Regions from separate parts of the Homo sapiens genome. Here region 2 is linked to region 1. A link is an interaction called in ENCODE POLR2A ChIA-PET data of the cell type or tissue named here. Cell type or tissue: PC-9. All regions are shown on one strand.

What was found. ChIA-PET counts read pairs that join two places held together with the same protein. Peaks named below come from ENCODE experiments on the same cell type or tissue, not always from the same donor. Only the 100,000 strongest peaks of a DNase experiment are listed, where the experiment ranks them.
Region 2: POLR2A ChIA-PET joins it to region 1 with 10 read pairs; 2 of 35 experiments call an interaction of 5 or more read pairs at or near these places.

The regions. Positions count from the first base shown.
Region 1 is chr18:24,135,489-24,137,988 of GRCh38, forward strand. It overlaps TTC39C (tetratricopeptide repeat domain 39C), which reads left to right. Exons shown (of 14, transcript NM_001135993.2): 14 at 1-112. Among named protein-coding and RNA genes, the nearest start is that of CABYR, 2.3 kb to the right of the region's middle. In PC-9, no CTCF peak of the experiment used is centred here; DNase peaks (open chromatin) are centred at 1,113 and 1,783; H3K4me3 peaks cover 350 bases; H3K27ac peaks cover 2,026 bases.
Region 2 is chr18:23,694,159-23,696,658 of GRCh38, forward strand. All of the region lies in intron 1 of LAMA3 (laminin subunit alpha 3), which reads left to right. Among named protein-coding and RNA genes, the nearest start is that of LAMA3, 6.0 kb to the left of the region's middle. In PC-9, no CTCF peak of the experiment used is centred here; DNase peaks (open chromatin) are centred at 1,383 and 1,953; H3K27ac peaks cover 1,412 bases.

The DNA.
Region 1 (2,500 bases):
GCCGTGACTTATCCAACCTGTGAACTGATTGTGATCTGCTTGGTAACTTGGTTTGGTGTAAACTGCTCTTAACCCTTTGCTGATGAAGAAAATAATCATATAAGTGGAACTATTTGCATCTATGTGTGCTTCTTTTTTTATGTTGTCATCACTCATTCCTTCCCCTGTCCTATTTTGGAGGCTCTCAATGGATCTTCTAACTTATAAATGTCAAATATATTTTTGTATTAGATTGTGCCTATGATGAGAGAAATCTTTAATGTATATTTTATGTATGCTGAACACATTTTTATAATTTGACACACTTGGAGGCATGGTCTAGTAATAATAATGTAATATGTACCTTGCTGGTTAATATAACTAAGATTTTGCCTTTATTGGGTTAGGTATCTTTTTTTTATTTTAGCACCTGATAGCTGTCTTCTACTGAGTAAAGAATTATAACTTTTAGATGTCACAGAAAATTAGAGTATTTATTGTCACATATTGTGTAAGTCAATTATTTACTGAATTTGCACTTTTCTGTCTCTGCCAACTAAAGTTAAAGGACAAGTCATATCTGATTTTTAAAATGAGCACATGCACAGGCATGCACACACACACACACACACACGCAGACACACACCTTTGCTGTGTAAACTTTTCCAGTGGATTTCTTCCTTAAGCAAATCATGGTGGCAAGTATTCAAATACGGTTTTCACTATGAAGATACACATTCACAAAATCATGATGTACTGTTTTGGTTTCTGCAGATGGTATATTTTGTAGAAAGAAAATTGTTAAATCGAGATCATCCAAGAAGATACATAGTCGAGGCAGATACTTTAGAAGCTAGAAGAGGAAATGCAGAAAGAGAGAAGGATAAGGGGAGCAAGAGAAAGTTGGTCCATAACAGATAATGCTCCTTTTTCAGTAAAGTATGCAGAAATCACCAAGAGCACAATTTAACTGGCTTTCTTGTGAAAGCTAGCAAGGGGGCTGATCTCTGTCACCTAGTTGACTTGGGTATGAAATAGAAGCAACACACTTGAAACCCAGGTGACCTCTATGTAATGCCTAATTCCTCCTCCCAGAGGCCAGTGGTTGTCAATTTCCGTGTTTTACATAGAGATTCTGGTTTGGTAGGTTCTAGGTAGGGCTTGGGAAGGCATTTTTAACAAGCTCCTGGGATGATTTCTTATGCAGGTGATGTGGATTAGAGAAACATTGCCCTATTCATCTTTTGTTAAGGATTTGGTAAATCTGGGAGAAGAGTCAAACACAAGCAGAATTATATAGAATTATATAGCAAGGATAAGTCATAGAGCATACATCATGGGGCCACTGAGAAAATGCTTCTAACCCACTGGCTTCCTAAAGTAGGAGATTTCTGAGATGAGTTCTAAAGGAGAAGCAGGATGCAGTCAGGTGAAAACACTTGCTGGAGCAGCATCCAAGGCCTTGGACCTAATGAGCAAAAGCACAGAGGTGATAAGCGACATGTGTGTTCAAGACTCTGGAGGGTCAAGTGGGAATCACATGGTGAGACATGAAATACGAGAGGTATGCAGAGGCCACACCCACAACCATGGACTTCCATAGGGTAAGGATTTGGGGTGTGGGAGAGGGGCAGTGGAAGGTACATTTGCGTTTTAAATCATTGGTGACCAAAAAATAACATACTGGTGATTGAAAGGGAGATGAACACAAGCCAAGATTGTGAAACCACATCAAATCATTAAGAGTTCAAGAAATCAAAGCAGCGATGGGCAGTGGTTTGAAAATTCTTGGTTAGATGTTTACATTGTAACAATTTGCATTTCAGAATGACTCAGCCAAACAGTCACTGAAGAAATGGAGAGTAAAATCTTGTTTTTTGAGTTACAGGTATTTCTGCATAATACCTTACACCTAATAGATGTTTGAGATGACCCACCAAGGTTACGTTAAAAAAACCATAAATGTCTCCAATTCCAAAAGACACCATAGATGAGGTACTTAGGATTTTCAGTAGCTCAGTTCATTATGTCTCTGACACCTAAATGTGTTATAAACCAAGCTATCAGAAATCATGACAGCCTCATCTCACTTTTATTTACATTACCAAAGTGGTGCTGGAGGCAAGTGATGAAGGATGAAAAATATCTGCAGACCCACCAACATACTCAGTCTAAAAGCATTTCTCCCTTTTTTTTGTTTTGTTTTGTGAGACGGAGTCTCGCTAATTCTCCCTTTTTAAGTATGTAAACTTCCCGAGAAGAGGGAGCTTTCCTGGCACTCAGTAAAATAATTATTAAGTGGATTAATGAATGGCACCAGATAATGCTGACTGAGGCCTTAACATTGCTTTTATTGCAAAGTGCTCTGGAAGCCCTAATTTTTTCTGAATTAAAAAATAGGGTTTTGTTTTATTTTGGTTTGGTTTTTGTTTTGTTTTGTTTTGTTTTTGGTCAGATATCTGCCCTGGCGATGCTCTTTGGTTTAAAGTAGTTGCTTTTTAAACATTTGAAGATGGATCAA
Region 2 (2,500 bases), 440 kb before region 1:
TGGTTTTCCCATCCTAGAAGCTCAGAAAATACATGTGGAGTTAATAAATGAATATTAACTGGAGAATAATACGGGTTTAAAGTGATTATGCACATCTTAATTGTGAGAGGTGGGAAATAGAAGTGAGTTCTCCATTACTTTCAAGTTGCACCATATACTGTGCATACTGTGTATAGGAGTGATACCAAATATAGGGGGCAGAATGGTGAGAAGGAGGAATGGCCTAGTAATGAGGGGCTTTGCTCCCCTGCTTAATGCAGGGTATTGATTTAACACACACAGACAACACTTACTGATGCTTGGCACAGGTCTAAAGCATATTACACATTGAGTTCTTGATTGTCACAACAATTTATGAATGTATGAAGGAGGTACAATTAGCATGCTTCTTTTACAAATGAGGAAACTGAAGCGCACAGAAGTTAAGTGATGTGTCCAAGATCACACACTTAGTATGTGGTAAATCCAGATTTAAACCCAGGTACTCTGGCTGCAGAATTCACGCTCTTACCCGCTATACTACTGTCACAGACATGCTAACTACTCCTTCCTCTGAGTTCCAGCTAAACTTTGCGTTGCCTTGCTAATGCCACTTATCACCTTGGAGCCATCCATTATCATGTCTGTCTCCTTATTAGGATCATGAGCTTCCTGAGGGTGGGGCCCTGTCTTCCTGTTCATGTCTGGACAGAGTATTGAGATGCCCCATAGAGTAGAATTCCTGTGCAAAGTATGCTGCACTGTTTCCTTGTGGAAGCTTGTCTTAGACACCCCATCAATGCTTTTTGAAGAAATATTCAAAAGGCAACACCACCATAGAATTTACTTATCAGAGCAACACCCTGATGGAATTGCTGTTTGATTTTAAAAGTACCTGAATTTCAACAATCTGTCTTCTGGAAGACAGGTGTGGCCCTGCTGTGTCTGATGCAGTGGCTGAACCCAATGCCCAGGACTGGACTCCCAGAAGCTGGAAGAGGCAAGGAAGGATCCTTCCTCTACATATTTCAGAGGGAGGGCAGTCTTGCTGACACCTTGATTTTGGTCTTGTAGCCTCCAGCATGGTGAGAGAGAAATTTCAGTTGTTCTAAGCCACCCATTTTGTGCTACTTTGTATGGCAGCCTTAGAAACTTAATGCAGTAACTTTAGCTTCAACTCAGTTAACCAGCAGTTGTATTGACCATTCAGTGTATGCGTGTTATCCCTGTTTGGGAGAGCAGCAGAGAGGGGACCCTGCATGAGGCTCTGTGTGTAGTTCTAGGGTCCTGGTTTGTGAGACTTTGCAACCTGATAACTCAAAATGTGGCCCCTAAAAAGAATGAGAAGAGCTCTAGGCTGAACAAATATTTAGAGATCACGCACATTATGAGTCATCCTTAAGGCCAGGAATGGTGGCTCATACTTATAATCCTAGCACTTTGGGAGGCTGAGGCGGGTGAATCACTTGAGGTCAGGAGTTTAAAACCAGCCTGGCCAAATAAAAAATAAATTAGCTGGGCATGGTGGCGTGTGCCTGTAATCCCATCTACTTGGGAGGCTGAAGCAGGAGAATTGCTTGAACCCAGAGGTGGAGGCTGCAGTGAGCCGAGATCACACCACTGCACTCCAGCCTGGGTGACACAGCAAGACTCCATCTCAAAAAAAAAAAAAAAAAAAAAAAAAAAAAAAAAAAAAAAAGAAATATGTGCACTTCTTTATGGCAGTAAGCTGTGTTGTGTGTGTCTTACCCCTGATCCTTGCTTAATGCATGTGGGGTGGCCCGAGTTTGGGGGTGGTGCATACCTGTGAGCCTTGGATCCACCTTTTGAACAGAGCCCAGTGGTTGGATAATTCCTCCACTACTAGTGAGGGCTCAGAGGGCTGCTTTAGGGGAGGGCAGGGATGGAATTGTGAAATGAAAGCTCCTATTCCCTATGTCGTGGGATTGGCTCTGCAGAGACTAAATATTGCCAAACATTTGTGTGCATGAAAGACATTGGTGGCAAAGATTCTATGCAAGATAGTTTGCACAGTAATTTGATGAGAATGCAAACATTTCAGACTTTTAAATTTTCTTACATGTTTCCAGGCTGCTTTCCTATTTTATTATGAGGACTTAGCATTTACTGTATCTTTAATGTATCATTGAATTCTAAATGTTTTTGATGAACTAGAAAAAGTAGCAGCATGTTCTGGGAGACTTCATTAGGAAAATCACTAAATAAGCTTGTTATAAACTTATTGAGTTCTCTTTCTTTTATTTTATTTCATTATCTTCTAGGTAAACTTATTAGACTTTTCTTTGAATAAAAATATAGCTGTTAAAGTAAAATTTTCTGATAGAAATGCTAAGAGCAGGTGAAATCCCCCTGTTTTTTTTGAGACGGAGTTTTGCTCTGTGGCCCAGGTTGGTGTGCAGTGGTGCGATCTCGGCTCACTGCAACCTCTGCCTCCCAAGTTCAAGCAATTCTCCTGCCTCAGCCTCTCAAGTAGCTGAGATTACAGGCATGTGTGAACACG